Regions from separate parts of the Homo sapiens genome. Here region 2 is linked to region 1. A link is a loop called in an ENCODE intact Hi-C map of the cell type or tissue named here. Cell type or tissue: Caco-2. All regions are shown on one strand. Each heading gives the region's core, and the rest is flanking DNA. Links, peaks and the distances in the headings are about the cores only.

Region 1 (8,329 bases), core at 71-8,070:
TTGGTAGATGATCTGCATGTAAGCACATGTGATATGTCTCTACATGTGTGTACCTGGCTGTGCCTGTCACGTGTGACATGCGTCAGTCGGTGCCATATGGATTTACAAGTGGGCACTGTCAAAGAGCAACTCAAGCCAGACATCTGGTCACCTTGCATGCTTTGGTTCTTTGTGATCACACTGCTCTGGTGGGTTGGTAGACTGAATCCAAGAACAGAGGCAAAAATCAGGATTTATAAGAAGGGAAGGAAAAAACAAACTGCAGACAGTCTGAGAACAGTGAATCTTGCTTACACATTTTCAAGGTAAACTGCTTGCCAGCTACTAGCAAAAAGGTCTGGGCATCCTGCCCTTAAGTACACTATAGAGACCGGGCACAGTGGCTCACGCCTGGAATCCCAGCACTTTGGGAGGCTGAGGCCAGTGGATCACAAGGTCAAGAATTCAAGACCAGCCTGGCCAACATGGTGAAACCCTGTCTCTACTAAAAAAATACAAAAATTGGCCATGCATGGCAGCATGCACCTGTAATCCCAGCTACTCGGGAGGCTGAGGCAGGAGAATTGCTTGAACCCGGCAGGTGGAGGTTGCAGTGAGCCGTGAGCCAAGATCGCACCACTGCATTCCAGCCTGGGCAACAGAGCAAGACTCTGTCAAAAAAATAAAAAATAAATAAAAAATAAAAAAAGTACACTGTAGAATAGCAATGAAAACAATTCTAATTGTTTACGGATTCCCCTGACAAACCTTGAGAGTTGAGCCCACACACGCATGCCAGGCAGTATCCTTCCACCAGTGCCACCTCCTCAGACGCCTCCCTCGTCACAGTCGCTGGACACGCCATTGAGTCTGTGTGAATATGTGTGTGTGTTGGTTCTTGCAGGCCAGTGTGAGTTCCTGGGTCCTGGTATCTTTTCAGGCGTGGGCGTGTGTACAGCTGTTTGTTCGTATATATATACATACTTGCATCTCTACCTCTAGAAAGAACAGTGGGCCAAAGTAGAGTGTACAGCACTGGTCACATAGTAGGCGCTCAATCATTACTTCATTAACTGATTAGTTGGTGGTGCGACTGTCAGTGGTTTTCAAACTTGAACGTGCATCAGAATCACCTAAAGGGCTTTGGTGACAACAGAGGGTGCCGGTCCACACCCCAGACTTTCTGACTCAGCAGGTCTCTGCTGGGGCCCAGGAATTTGCACTTCTAACAAGATCCCAGTGATGCTGATGCTGCCGACCACACTATGAGGAGCACTGAGCTAAGGGAAGAACCGAAGGAATAACTGGTTGGTGAGTGGCAGAGGCGTTCCTGCGCAAGGCAACAAGTCAAGTTTCCTGAGGCGGGGGTGGGAGTGGGAGGCAGAGGGTGAGGCACACGGAGCACTGGCCCCTAGATCCCTGGCCTCTGAGGTCCTCTGGAGGGCGTAGCCTCCTCTGTCTTCTGACAGACACCTCTGGCTCTTCTGCTGAGCCTCACACAGACAGACGCACTGCCAAGGGGTGGGGATGGTGAAGACAGAAGCCAGGTCCTCTGCCACTAGGCCAGCACCCAGGACCGGGTGAACCATTGAGCAGGCAAGGCTAGAACCAGCCCGCAGAGTTCCCTGTTCACCCCAGGGACCTGACCCAGCCAACCTATGAAGCCTGGGCTAGAACTGCCCCCACCACACCCACCAGGCAGGGGGCTGCGCCCTGAGACCGAACGAGATGGAGACACAGAAAAGGGCTGGGGATGGCGGAAGGCAGTCATAGCACCATTTATTGTCCAAAGTACACACACCTGAGGGCCCCTCCCCACACAGGGAAACAGGAGAAACAAATGACAACAAAACAGATTCTTTGGAACCGAGAGGGGAAGGGGAACGGGGAGGGGAGTTTCTTCCTTCCCTCAGCTTTCGCCTGGAAGCCTAGAACTGGCTTCCAGCCCTAGCCCCTCAGTGGGCAGACTGGGGTCAGCGGCTTCACAGAGAAGTAGAGGTGGGCAGGAGAGGCCCAAAGCCCAGCTCCGGAGGCCCCCGAGGCCCTCTTCTTCCCCCAGGCTGAGGGGCAGGGAGAACTGTGCCCACCATGCCCGGACTCCCGGCGGCATTCTAGACAGGCCACCGCCCACTCTGGGCACCAACCTCCTTAAGGGAGGGAGACCAGCCTGGATGGCGGGGAACCCTCCAGAAGCCCACAAAACCGCAAATGGCCCAGGGGAGCAAGCATGATTCCTGGAGTGGGGCATCCAGGAGCAAAGGGAGGCATTGGGTTCTGTTTGCTTTACAAAAAATAGTAAAAAAATGTTTAAAGAAAATTTAAATTGAGAAGTATAAAAACAGTTAAAATGGCTCCAACCCACAAGGGAAAACGAACCACTCAATAAATACACAGCCAGTGAGGGAATGCGGCAGGGGAGGGCCCCAGGTCCTAGTGCTGGCGGTAGCAGTAAACACCGTACAAGCGGCTCTGCGGGTCGGGGAAGCCAAAGCTTCGGACCCCAGGCTCTGGGGGCCCACAGTTAGGATGCGGGTGAACCACAGGGTAGCGGACGCTACCATCTGCCAGCCAGCCAGCGTCGCAGCGGTCCAGGCCATGGAACTTCCAGGCGGCAAAGAGCTGTCCCACCTTGGCGATCGTGGCATCATCTTCCTGGCAGGCCTCCCTTGCCTCTGTCAGCGTCAGCTTCTCAGGGTGCTCCAGGTAGTACACCCGCCCTGGGGGAAAGGGGGCGTGAGTGCCGTACAGCGCAGGGGGCAGCCAGAGAGCACAGCGGGGTCTGCAGAGATGCCAGCCCCAAAGACCCGTCTGAGCCCAGGGAGCTACCATACTGCAGGCATCTGCAGAGAACACTTTCTAATCTTCACCCTGTCCCAGAGAGCTCTGTCCCACCTGCCATAGAACCCAGGTCCCTCCAGACATGTCTGCACTCCCCCACCACCCTTCCCTATTTAGGTGGGTGGGCACCCCACCTAGGCTGGACCAGTCAGAGTCTCTTGCCCATTCGGTCATTTACTGAACACCTACTATGTGTCAGACACTTTTCCAAGGGCTTGGCATATGACACTGAACCAGTTTCTGTTTTTACTTGTTCATCTTCCTACGAAATGAGCTGCTTTGTGAAGACAGGCTGTGTTTTATTCGTCTGTGATTCCCGAGAGCCTAGTCTAGGCCCCAGCATATGGTAGGCACTCAGTAAACATTTGATGAATGAAGAAACCAATGATTTATGCCCTGCATAACGCAGCAGCAGCAAAGCACTCAAAACTCAACCAGATGCTGCTTCTAGGGTGGCTGGTGCTCTTGGCCTCCAGGTGGCAGTACCAGCAGAGCCAGCAGAGGGGGCCAGAGCTCCCCAGAAGCTGCCCTCTCACAGGTCCCAGGTGGCCACCAAACCCACAGGCCCGCGCTTGGCTATTCCACTCACCCTTGAGGGCAGTAGCGAAGCAGAATACATCATAGCGGTGCAGGCGGCGGTGGCGGGGGCCGTAGCTTCGCACGCCAGGTGCCAGGCCCGGGCCACCGCAGGGCTGCCGGGGCAACATGATGGGGTACTGCACCGTGGCATCCTGCAGCCAGCCCGCGTTGCACCAGTCCAGGCCCTCCTCCCAGGCCCGGAAGAGCTGCTCAAAGGAGGCCACCACCGCAGCCTGCTCTGCACAGACCTGCTGGCCCTCGTGGAAGTTGAACTGGTAGCGCCCGTTGGGGGACTGGTAAGGAAAGACCACACCTGCAGGGGAAGGAAAGAGGAGCTTAGGGGGTGGCCAGGGGCCCAGCTGGCTGGACACCCCGCTCTCCTCCCACCTTCACTGGGACATGTGCTGCCTGCAACACACACACATACACCATCCCTCAGAAAAACTCAGCAAACCTCTGACCTCCTGTCCGTTGCCGCCTCTCTCCTGGGACTCAGCTGGTTCACAGCAGTACTCAGAAAACATCCATGAGTTAAGGTAATTAATTAGTCCATTAATGTCCCCAACAATGTCCCCAACCTAATCCGCAAGGCTGTCGCCAGACCCCCAGTGAGGCTGTGCCATCTTCTCCAGACAGGCCCGGGCTTTGGGCTCTAGGGGCCAGGTTTGACTCCCAGCTCCCCACTCGTTAGCTGGGACCCGATCGTCTACGTTATTATGAATGTGGAAATTTCCTAGGAAAATGCAAGGAACTTTCCACGTGTGGCAGATGATTTTCAGGAGAAGGAGAGGCCCTAGAGGCCGTGGGGAGAGGGTTGGGGAAGGGCCTTCCATAAAGGAGGCTCAAGGGCAGGGAGGTCTGGGGCAGGCGGTTTCTCTCCTTGTGGTCAGGGTCTGATAGAGGCCACAGGCCCTGAAAAGATATGTTCGTGTTTGAAATTTTACTCTAATAAAAAGTTTTTAAACTTCTGAGATGTAGTCTCTACCAAGTCAATGAAACCTTAGGGAGTGGAGGTGACCCTAGGGGTCTGGGAAGGACACTTTGGAATCTCCTCCGTGTGGCCAAGGACCCAGGAACAGCCTGAGCCCCAAACCTCCGATCTCACCAGGGCCGGAAGCCAGGCACCTGGGCAAAGCCAGGTTGGGCGGCAGAGAAGCCCATGGGCCCTGACAGTCAGCTTGCAGCCTCTACGTGTGTTTGCAGGGGGACTATTTCATGCCTGGTTCCACCCCAAATTCCTAGCCCTTGAAGCCCCGGGAATGGGGTGAGGGCTCCCTGTTTCTCTAGGCTGCCCCTGCAGACCCCAGACCAATGACTCTTGCAGGTTCTCCCCAACTCCACTGCCACCCCAACTTCAAGAATGAGGAATGCGGCCCCTCTGAGCCACCATGTAAGCCATGTGGACACTGGTGGCAAAGACAGAGAACGCATTTTAAGGACATACATCTTATCCTCATTGCCTCTGAGGGAGGTAAAGGAGGAAAGATTGTGATACCCCATTTTACACCTGAGAGGCCCAGGGCTCTAAGGGGGATGAGGCATTTACCCACATGTCATAGCTGGGACGGGCTGGGGCTAAAGTCAGGTCACCTTCCTCTATCCCCGAACTGCCTCCCTAACATGTGGGAGAGATGTGAGGACACACAGCCCCATCCTAGAGACAGAGAAGGTAAATACAAATTAAAGATCAAACAGGGACCCCACATACAAGATCCGGCTTGCAGGGTGTGGCTGGTTTGGACAGCACTGGGTTTTTGTTTTTGGTTTTGGGGGGGCTTTTTGTTTGTTTTTTGTTTTGTTTTGTTTTTAAAAAGGAGGTTTTTACATAAAAATCAGGAGATCTCACATAAAAATATAAGCTTATCTTGTCAAGCCAGAAAATTTGGCAGTGGGGTCTGCATTCTGGCGTGGCATCATCAGCTGGGCCTGAGTAGTGTGGGAGCTCCCTGGGCACAGGACAAGGGCTCAGGAGTGTGCCCAGTCCCCACCACTCCCATCGTCTCACAGTGGGCTGCCTCATTCGCTTGTGTTACCCGCTAACCTTGCTTAAATCTCAGCTCTGTCTCTAATAAGCTGTGGGACCAGCTCTGGTTTTCCTCTCTCTGAATGAGATGTGAATTACAGCGGGTAGAGGGGAACAGATTCTAGAGGCTGGGTGCTTGGGTTCAGACCCCAGCTCTGTCGTTTACAAGCTGTGTGACCTTAGGTAAGTTACTTGACCTCTCTGTGCCTCAGTTTTCTCACCTGTAAAATGGGGGTCACAACAGTAGCTTCCATGTGGGTTGTTTTGAGAATTAAGTACTTTTAAATGTCTAAAGCACAGAGGTCTGGATGTTTTCTCTGGTCCTCTCCCCTCTGCTCTCAGGTCCCAGTGTCACCCAGTCCCCGTTAGCATCTCACCCCGCAGCTCCAGCTCCACCAGACCGCTTTCATCCTCCAGCCCGTCAATGACCTCACAGCGGTAACGCCCATAGTCCTCCAGCCGCAGATCCTGGATCTCCAGCGAGACGTCATGCTCTTTGTCCTGCCGCAGGTGCACGCGGCCTTGGTAGTCCCCAAAGGAGCGGTGCCTCAGCCCGATGGCCACCAGCACGTCCTTCTCTGGGGCCCCGTTCTCCGACAGCTTCCACCATTTGACACGCACACGCCGCGGGGAGACCAGGGCCGGCTCGTAGCGGTAGCGGCAGGGCAGGATCACACTGGCCCCTTGGTAGGTGAACAGGGTCTCCTCGGGTGTCTCCACCACCAGCTTCACTCCATTAAGGAGGTCTTGGGGGAGAGACAGGGTGCAGATGAGACCTGCTGAAGCACATCTGTACCCCTGCAAGGGCCACCGCACACCCTCATCCACGGCTCCTACAGGCTCAGATTGCAAAAATGGCCACCATGCTCCACCCCTCCCTGTATCCACATGCTCTGCAATGTGACTTTGCATCTCCTTCCATCAAGAGATGACAGTTATTCCCCCACCCCCTTGAATCTGTGCTGGCCTTGCCACTTGCTTGACCAACTGAATGCCTTGGAAGTGACTGTTATCCATCATGCCTGCTCTGAGCATAGGTCCCAGGGGGCCTTGCTGCTTCCACTCTTTTTTTAGGACTTTGCCAGCCACCATGAGCACATGGCCAGGCTTGCCTGCTAGAGGATGAGAGAATACACAGAACAGAGACAGGGCGCCCCAGCTGAGGCCATCCTACAGCAACCAGCCCCCAGCTGACCTGCCCACCATGGGCAGGCACATCTGCAAGACCCAACCGCAAGACCTGAAGAAATGGAGCCCACTCCAAAATGCTGACCCACAGAATCATGAGCTAAACAAATGGCTGTCATCCTAAAGAAGTCACTAAGTTTTGGGTGGTTTGCTATGCATAAAATCTAACCAATGGAGCAGGCAACAAGAGCCACCCCACATGAGGTACATGGCCAGGACAAGTGGCCCTGATAGGGATCCGTCGGAGTTTCCTTCCCCACCACACTGGCCAGAGGACAGCACAGCCCTGGCTTTACTCTCTGGTCCAGCTGTCCACCATAACTCTTCCCAAATACGGAGCAGCCTACTGAGCTAAGGGCAGAACTTCTAAAGGAGACTACGCTCACGGCTCAGAGTTACAAATACACACAGAACTCAACATGCAACAAAAGAATCAAGTTCATAGGCTAAGGCTGCCTCATCTTTAACTTGGGAGCCCCTGTTGGGACCTCACTGATTCATTCTCTTGGGTCTAGACTTCAAGACATGCTTGATTTACTCAAGGTGGGGACAGGGGCCAGGCACGGTGGTTCACGCTTATAATCCCAACACTTTGAGAGGCCAGGACAGGAGGATCGCTTCAGCCCAGGAGTTTGAGACCAGCCTGGGCAATAAAGTGAGACCCTGTCTCTACAAAAAAATTTTTAAAACTAGCTGAGTATGGTGGTAGATGCTTGTGGTCCCAGCTACTCGGGAGGCTGAGGTGGGAGTATTGTTTCAGCCCAGAAGTCAAGGCTGCAGTGAGTCATGATCGCACCACTGCATTCCAAACTGGGTGAGAGAGCAAGACTCTGTTGCCAAAAACAAAATAAAAACAAATTAATTAATTAAAAAGGTGGAGGCAAGGGGACAGCCTCATGGGTAAGCAGGAGACAGACAGGGAGGTTCCCTGTAGAGGAATCGTGCTAAAAAAGAGCTATACCTAATGTAGCAGATTGCCATATGCAGAAGTCTCCAAGTGTGGCCCTCGGGCCAGCAGCATTAGCATCACCAGGAATTTGTCAGAAATGCACATTGTGGGGTCCCAGTGCCTCAGAGACTCTGGGAATGGGGTCCAGCCTCCAGGGGACTTTCAGGCTCATTCAGATTAGAGCTGTCCTGCTCTGCAGAGGCAGTAGGTACAGAGGTTTGGAGTCAGGCAATTCGGGCTTGCCCTTGGTTCCACCTTTTCCCAGCTGTGTAATCCAGGGAAGTCAAGACTCAGCTTCCCCATTTGTAGAATGGGTTAATTACAGTCCCTACAGAGGGCTGTGGTAAGGTTCAAATCAGGTAAGGCAGGATGCCTGGCACACAGAAAGTGTCCAATAAATATGAAGCAGGGCTATCATTTAGGGGCCACTTCCTTGGTTCTTCCCAACTCTCTTAAGTAAACTACCTTTGAAGCTTTAACCTGAATAAAATGAAAATGTACATCCATATGATAAAATACTATACAGCCATGTAAAATAATCTGGTAGATGTACATTCAATCATTGACTTAGAAAACGAGTTCTATTCTATGAGGTGATAAGGGAGAATACAAAAATCACATGTATGACATGAGCTGGTTTTTGTTGGAGAAAGTTTTCTAAATCATAAAAGAATGGCTCAGCTAGGTGCAGTGGCTCACGCCTGTAATCCTAGCACTTTGGGAGGCCAAGGCGGGCAGATCACTTGAGGCCACGAGTTCGAGACTAGCGTGGC
Region 2 (8,329 bases), core at 61-8,060, 290 kb after region 1:
GAAAGTGAAGGTAGTGAGTTTGCAGAACTCAGACATCGTAGTAAAACACCTGGCAAGATCGTCTGCTGAGAGCCAGGGGCCAGGAGCTTCAGGAAGTGTGTCAGGGAGTCATATCCAAAGCAGAACAGTGGCCAAGAGTGGTGAGTTCTGCACTTTCAGGATGATATCTGAATACTTAAACCTTTAGCCATAAGAGGGCAGTTTTAGGCATCCTATACCTGGGGAAACAAGGCTGAAAACACTCATTTTTTAAAATCCTTATTTCAGAGATAAGGGCAAGGCCAACTAATTTGATAGCACAAAGGGGCCTTAACTTTATTTCTACAGCTATTGTATTCCTGGATGACTCAGCTTTAAGATAGTTTCCCCTTGACTTTAAGAAATGACTCACATACTTTTACTATGGAAGTGACAGGGGCTGCTAGGCCCCTAACCGCCCACCTGTCAGCGAGCCATGTTAGCTTAACTGTATTTTTCTCTTAGGCTAAACTTAGTGGGAAAGATATTCAAGTACCTCTTTCATGTCCCCTGCTTACTCATGCTGGCGAGTACTGTGTGCCTTTATTCCAGACGATTCAAACTTCCTTCTTATCCACCTGACATTTTGTGGCATATCCACAGATGCCATGCATGGGCCTGGCATGGAACATACAGAGATGACTCAGAGTCTCCATCCACAAGGAACACCAAGTCTCGAGTCCCTGTATTTTAGCCTATTTAGTCATGCTAGTGTCATTTGGGGAAGTGGCTGTTGAAATAATAGCTTTCAGGCAGCCTTTGCCTTGTCCTTCTTTAGGTGTAGGGGCTTGAGAAAAAGGTGAGGGGTCTTTTCTGTTCCCAGCAAGTTGCCTTTCCAAAATGGCCGTGCAATACTCATCTGTCTAAGGCCCAGCTAGTGTTTCAGATTTCATCTTACTTTAAAAAGCGGCAGCAAGATTATATAGTTACCTAGTGCTAATCCCATAAGAATTAAATACATAGAGCCTCATTTAAAAACAGATTAATGTAGCTGTTAGTAATAACAGGCCAGGGAGAGGCCCCAGGCACTAAAGGTGTTTGGTAACTGACATCAGGGGAGGTCCCAGGAGGACCTTCCAGAAGGCTGATCCTGGAGCTGGGCACCATGTCTTTGCCCTTCCCTTGCATGGGAGAGGTGGCATCTCTTCACAGAACATCCAGCAGTCTGTCTGACATCAGGCAGGGTTGGCCCTTTATCCAGATCAGATGTGTTTGGATTTAATTAAATTGAGGCTCCCAAAGTGCCTACACAATTAGCTGTAATTGCTCCTCAGTAGTGTAGCAAATCTGAGTTTTGTAACTGTCCCAATGACATCTGAACATCTGCTCTAGGTCTCAAATAATTAGTCTCAAACCTGAGTAATGATAGATGGGTCTAAAAGGAATCAAAGCTGGGTGCAGTGGCTCACACCTGTAATCTCAGCACTTTGGGAAAGGAAGCCAAGGTGGGCAGACCTCTTGAGCTCAGAAGTTCGAGACCAGCCTGGGCAACATAGTGGAACCTCCCAGGCAAGTTCGCCCATCTCTACAAAAAATCAGAAATTAGCTGGGTTTGGTGGCATGTGCCTATAGTCCCAGCTACTCAAGAGGCTAAGGTGGAAGGACGTCTTGAGCTTGGGGAGGTCAAGGCTGCAGTGAGCCATGATCATGCCACTGTACTCCAGCCTAGGGAGACAGAGCGAGACCGTCTCAAAAAAATAAGAATAAAAATAATAAAAGGAATCAAATGGTTGGGGGGAGTAAGATGTTTAATAATTGAAGCATAAATCTCTGGAGTACTATTACCTAAGTAGATTTGTGATATAAGGCAAGGGGCTTGGGCTTTGGGGTTGACATGGTCCAAAGTCTAGCGTTGGACTTTGAGTAGACACGGTCATGAGTAGACATGGCCCTACTCATTATGTGAGGGTGGACAAGTCATTTCATGTCTTTAAATCTGCTTCCTTGTCTGTGTTTAAGTTCCTAGAAGAGAGGCTGAACACTGTACATCTGTTGTTTCATCCATTCATTTAGGTAACACTGATTGAGTGCCCACCAAGTATCTGGCCTCACAGATACAGTGGTGAACAAGAGCAAGAATATCTTTGCTTCATGGAGTTTATAATCTAATAGAGTCTCATTCAATGTTGGAACCAAACATAAAGATATAGTTAGCTAAGAGATGACAAAATTAGGCAGAAACCTTAGGAAGCGGTGGAGAAGTAAATATTTAATAACAATTTAAAATAAGTTTCTCAGTACTATTTCTTAGGCAGGCAAATAATGTCCCCAGCACAAACCATTGCTCCAGCATGAGTGATATGTTGGGTGTCTTTAGCATTGTCGAAACTGGCCTGAGGAAATGTAAACATCTTTTTTTCCCTTATTTTTTTGCTAGATTTTAAAACTGGTTAGATTCATATTTAAAAAGAAATAAATACACATGAGAAAAACAGTCAAACTGTGCCAAAGGCTACATACAATGAGTGAAACTAGATCTTTTTCCTACCCTAGACCCCCAGTTTTTCTCCCCAGGAAATCAATATCTGCTGCAATTTCCCAGTGAATATTCAGTCAGATATGTGTGTATGTAATCCCTTAAAACCCAAGCAAACACGGGAGAGGGTGCCAGCCCCACTGTTTCACCCCTTGTTTTTATCCCTTAAGATGGCTCAGAGCCATTCCATGTCAGATCAGATTCTTTTTTTTTTTTTTTTTTTTTTTTTTTTTTTTTGGAGACGGGGTCTCACTCTGTCACTCAGACTGGAGTGTAGTGGCACAATCTTGGCTCACTGCAACCTCCCTTCCCAGGCTCAAGCGATTCTCCCACCTCAGCCTCCCAAGTAGCTGGGACTACAGGCACGTGTCACCACTGCCTGGATAATTTTTGTATTTTTAGCAGAGACAGGGTTTCACCATGTTGGCCAGGCTGGTCTTGAACTCCTGAACTCAAATGATCCACCCGCCTCAGCCTCCCAAAGTGCTGGGATTACAAGCATCAGCCACCGCGCCCGGCCAGATTCATCCTTTTTCACCACAGTGTAGTCCTTCATTTAACCAGTCCTCTACTGATGGAAATTTAGGTTGTTTCCAAACCTTTGCTGCTACAAACACCAAAATGCTGCAGTGAACATTCTTGCATGTACATGTTTACATACATATGCAGTATAAAGTCCCCAAAGGCAGAATTACTAGACCAAAGGTTTGTACTTTAAAAAACATGAACAGATGTTACCACATTGCCTTCCAAGGCCTATACCAATGTGTACTCCCTCAACAGTGGATGGACCAGAGGGCCTGTTACCCACACTTCTTCCAGTCCTGGGTATTGGCAAACTTCATCTTTTCTAACATGGGCAGTGGAAAATGATTTCTAAGTGTCATTTTAACTTGCATCTATTTAACAATGAGTGACATGAAGCATCTTTTCGAGCTGCACTTTTAAAAGACAAAAGAGGCCGGGCGCGGTGGCTCACACCTGTAATCCCAGCACTTTGGGAGGCCGAGGGGGGCGGATCACAAGGTCAGGAGTTCAAGACCAGCCTGGCCAACATGGTGAAGCCCCGCCTCTACTAAAAATACAAAAATTAGCCCGGCGTGGTGGTGGGCGCCTGTAATCCCAGCTACTCACGAGGCTGAGGCAGGAGAATCGTTTGAACCCGGGAGGCAGAGGTTGCAGTGAGTCAAGATCGCACCACTGCACTCCAGCCTGGGCAACGAGCAAAACTCCATCTCCAAAAGAAAAAAGAAAAGATTTCATCCAGCTTTTCTGTCAACTAGGACAATGGTTCTCAAAGTGTGGTCTCTGGACCAACAACGTCAGCATCACCTGAGAACTTGTTAGAAAAGCAACTTCTCAGCCCACCCAGACCAGTGGAATCAGAATCTCTGGAGGTGAGGTCCTGCAAGCTCATTGAGCCCCTTGAGTTTCTGATTCCGTGGGTTTGGGGTGAGGTCCAAGAATGTGCATTTGAACCAGTTCCCAGGCAATGCTGATGCTGCTTGCTCAGGGGCCACACTCTGAGAACCACTGAGCTAGAGCATCATTCTTGCAGTAATATATAACCTCCGTGCAGCTTTTCCAATTCACTCTTTACAAGAAAGATTACCAGAAAGCAGTTACATGGATTTAAAGGCATTTAAATTTTCTGTTTGTTAGGTATTAGTGGATCTACAGGAAGCGCCTGGTTGTGTTGAACGGCGATGTGCTACCTGTGGAAACCTTGCTTTGAGGAAATGTTTGGAAAACTGCTACCAGGCTAAGCTTCCGAAAGGCTAAGCAGCGCCCCCATCTGTGAAGGTTGTTTACTGCAAGTAGAAAGGAAAGGGAGTCTGAAAAGGGGTGGCCCAGAGATGAGAGAGTGCTTCAAAAAAATGCCTTCTCGCATTGGTCTGAGCTGGAGAGAGCCTCGTTCCTTAGAGCAGTGCGCCACAGCCACAGTGGTTGCACCTGAGGATCTTGTAGAAGAACACCCATGGCCAGATCCCACCCCCAGACGTTCTGACTTAATGAAGCTGGGGAGGCCCCAGGCATTAGTATGGGTGTTTTAGAAGCTCCCCAGGTGTTTGGCTTTGAGGCTATTTCTTTAACTCTCTCAATGATTCAGTAAGCCATTTAATACCCTATAATAAATATTTTTCCTGCTTTTTTTTTAAAAAAAATCCCCAGGTGATTCTAATGTGCAATCAGGTTGAAGAACACTACTTTAGAGAAAACCCTAAATTTTAGATCAGCTACACTCTTGTTTAAATATATTTTTAATTGTGATAAAATGTACATAACAAAATTTCATCCTAACCATTTTTAAGTGTACAGTTCAGTAGTGTTAAGTATATTGATTGTTTTGCAGCCAATCTCCAGAATTTTTTCATCTTGCAAAACTAAAACTATACCCATTAAACAACAACTCCCTAGCCCCTGGCAACCACCATTCTATTTTCCATCTGTAAATTTTACTAGTCCAGGTATGTCACATAAGTAGGATCCTACAGTATTTGTCCTTTTGTGAGTGGTTTACTTCATGTAGCATAATGTCCTCAAGGTTCTTCCATGCTGTAGCATGTGACGGGATGTCCTTCCCTTTTAAAGCTGAATAATATTGCATTGTACACATGTACCACATTGCTCTTATCCATTCATCCATCAAGGCACACTTGGGTTGGTTCCACTTTTTGGCTATTGTGAATAATGCTGCTATAAACATGGGTATACTTACATATTTTTAAAAGAGAAAATAATTAGAGTCAGTTATAGCCATTAACATTGAATGCTTATTATGCTCTGGACCCTGATCTAAGCTGTTTATGTATATCACTTTATTCACATCTCTAAACAACTCTACGAAGTCTTTACTCTTGTTACTTCCATTTTACAGATGATGAAACAGACCTAGGAGAGTTTGGTAACTTACCCAAGGTAACGGTATTTTGCACAGTTTCCTCACTACAAAAATTGTCTGGGCTGTTTGTTGAAAGTTCCCATTCCCAGGCCTCATCCTATTCCTGTAGGTTCTAAGCCTCCAGAAAGGAGCCTGGAAGCTGAAGATTTTCCCTGTATACGGGGGTTACTTGTCATCAAAGAGAAATTGAGAACATTTGGGGCCACTAAGTGGTAGGCCCAAGCAGTCTGGCCACAGGGCCTTTTCACTTAGCCATGAGGCCAGGCTGCTCCTTTAAGGCCTGGTTTTCAGTGCCTGTTATGGCCCAAGGGAGGTGAACAAATGTCTCCTTTGGGATTTCTAAATTTTTTATTTGTTGCGTGGTGTAGAAGCTGATATCAGCTAATTGCTCATTGTGCTCTCAGCTGTTTGTTTGCACATCCCCTTTTTTATATCACAGCTACATTTTGAAATCCAGCATTCCCTGGAGGCATAATATTCCTTCCATTGCTACCTTCTTAAAAAGAGAAACTTGGCCAGGGCAGTGGCTCATGCCTGTAATCCCAGCACTTTGGGAGGCGGAGGCAGGCAGATCACCTGAGGTCAGGAGTTCAAGACCAGACTGGCCAACAAGACAAAACCCTGTCTCTACTAAAAATACAAAAATTAGCTGGACATGGTGGCACATGCCTGTAACCCCAGCTACTCAGGGGGCTGAGGCAGGAGGATCGCTTGAACCTGAGAGGCAGAGGTTGTAGTGAGCCAAGATTGTGCCACTGCACTCCAGCCTGGGTGACAGAGCGAGACTCTGTCTCAAAAACAAACGAACAAAAAGAAACTTGAATGAATCTGACTTCGGTGGGGACAACAGTCTGGCATTTCACATTCCAAAGTTAAGAGTTCAAGGATCCTTCTGGACCAGGTTTTTGTTCCTTCCCTGTCCTCAGGGCCCATTCAGAGGCCTTGTCATCAGAATCCACTCAATTCAGCAACTCTTTATTGAAGGCCTGCAAACTGCCCCAGCCTCTGCTGAGTGTAAGAGGGAGAAAAATAAGCAGCTTGATCCTCTACTATCTCACTGGAGAGGGAGACGGGCTGCCTTCTCAAAGTTGGTGCCTGGGTCCTGCTGTTTGGGAGGAAGCAGCTCTTGGCCCGGTTTTTCCCTTAGTTTTAGGCATCTCTTGCTTAAGCTCCTTCTAAGCCCCCAGCATTTCCAGATCATGATTATTAGTCAAAAGTATAGGGGATACTGTCTGGGAAGAGGCATGAGGAGGCCTCCAGGGGTGTCAAAAATATTCTGCGTCTTCATCTGGGCAATGCTTACCTGGGTATAAATGTGTAAAATTTCATTGATTGTGCATTTTCCTGTATGTATGTTATACCCCATTAAAAATAAAAAAGAATAGGGCAGTTTCAAGTGTATTGATGCATAATATTGCCAGACATATTGTAAAGGGAAAAAAAGAGCCACCGAACAATGTGTATGTTACCACTGGTATTTTTAAAAAGAATATAGGAAACTTACCTTTCACTCCATCTTTTACAGCATTTGAATTTTCTACCATGGGCATGAATTACCTACTCAAAAACAAAGTCACTATAGATTCCTGGGCTTGGTCCCCATCTTACAGAATCAGCTTCTCTGGAGTTGAGGCCCAGGAATGGTCATTTCTAACACCCTCTCCAGGTGATTCTATGCACACTGCAGCTTAAGAACTGCATGGGGCTGTGCCGGCCTGGCTTAGGCTACATCCTACCACAAAAGAAGACAGATATAAGGGGAGTTTACCCCAGGCTCAAAAGATACTTTCCCCCATGGCTTGATGATTAGGGAAGGAGCTGTTCAACTCTATTAAGAATGCCAAAACCTCTGAGCTGGTGCCAAAGTCAACAACTCCCGTTTCCATTGTAAATCCGTACTCTTCTCATGCCAGTCTATTTTGTATGTGCTTTGCGTCGACATCCCTATCTTTCCATGTTAGATTTTAAATTGGCTCCCTACAGAGTTTGAGGTTGGGCCTTAGAAGGATGTGATGAATCCCTTCACTTGTAATATGGCCATTCACCTCCTCCTCTTAGCAAAGCTGCTGAGACATAACATGGCTTCAATAACTTCCCAAGGGGACACCAGCTGAGATCATCTCTCCTGGGCAAATGAGGCCCAAACAACCCTCTCTGTTAAGAGGTCTCATCTGTGTATTTTTGAATGAGCCTGCCTCCCTTGGCACCCTGTCCCTATGTCACCAAGAACGTTTTACCCTAATCCTACAGAGCATCCTGGCAGTCCCTCTGGACTGAAGTTTATCTTTCCTCTCCTTTCCAACTCTGTCAAGAAGATTCTGTAAATAACATCCACTTGCTACTTTTCTTAACACCATGAATCATCATACACATGGGTATAGCATCCCAATTTGTAGCCTAGGAAGCTAATCTCAAAGGATTTTGCTCTTGCATTTATTTATTTATTTACTTATTTTATTTTTTTGAGACAGGGTCTCACTCTGTCACCCAGGCTGGAGTGCAGTGATGCGATCTTGGCTCACTGTAGCCTCTGCCTCCCCGGCTCAAGGGATCCTCTTGCCTCAGCCTCCTAAGTAGCGGGGACTACAAGGACACACCTGTAGTGTGTAGAGGTGGGGTCTCACCATTTTGTCCAGGCTGGCCTAGCTTTTATTTAGGTCTGTGTGTGAGCATATGTGCTCATGCACACCCTGAAATCTGCTTTGATATCCATGATTATCTAGACACGGTTCTTGTGACCTACCTTTTAAGAAGCATTGTACATTTGATACATGGTACCTCCACGCTTTGGCACTGCTGAGGCCCTGTTTCCTCTTATCCCAAGGGGCATCTGGGAACTTCTGTCTGGATAGCCAAAGAGCAGTGTCTGTCTCTCTCTCCACACACATCCCCCGACACACACACGTATATATACACATATATATTTCTCTCTC

Evidence for each region. A loop is a pair of places that touch in the nucleus more often than their neighbours do. Peaks named below come from ENCODE experiments on the same cell type or tissue, not always from the same donor. Only the 100,000 strongest peaks of a DNase experiment are listed, where the experiment ranks them.
Region 2: it touches region 1 in a loop (4-fold over the local background); 2 of 110 quality-filtered maps call a loop at or near these places.

What each region holds. Positions count from the first base shown.
Region 1 is chr15:88,875,561-88,883,889 of GRCh38, forward strand. HAPLN3 (hyaluronan and proteoglycan link protein 3) reads right to left here. Exons shown (of 5, transcript NM_178232.4): 3 at 5,797-6,165; 4 at 3,407-3,709; 5 at 1,734-2,696. The coding sequence ends at 2,410. Among named protein-coding and RNA genes, the nearest start is that of HAPLN3, 16 kb to the right of the region's middle. RefSeq lists an enhancer at 2,990-3,565. In Caco-2, for the core only: a CTCF peak has its summit at 3,310 (motif pointing right); a DNase peak (open chromatin) is centred at 3,351.
Region 2 is chr15:89,167,383-89,175,711 of GRCh38, forward strand. All of the region lies in intron 5 of ABHD2 (abhydrolase domain containing 2, acylglycerol lipase), which reads left to right. Among named protein-coding and RNA genes, the nearest start is that of RLBP1, 50 kb to the right of the region's middle. RefSeq lists enhancers at 1-1,083, 1-362. In Caco-2, for the core only: a CTCF peak has its summit at 4,269; a DNase peak (open chromatin) is centred at 4,299.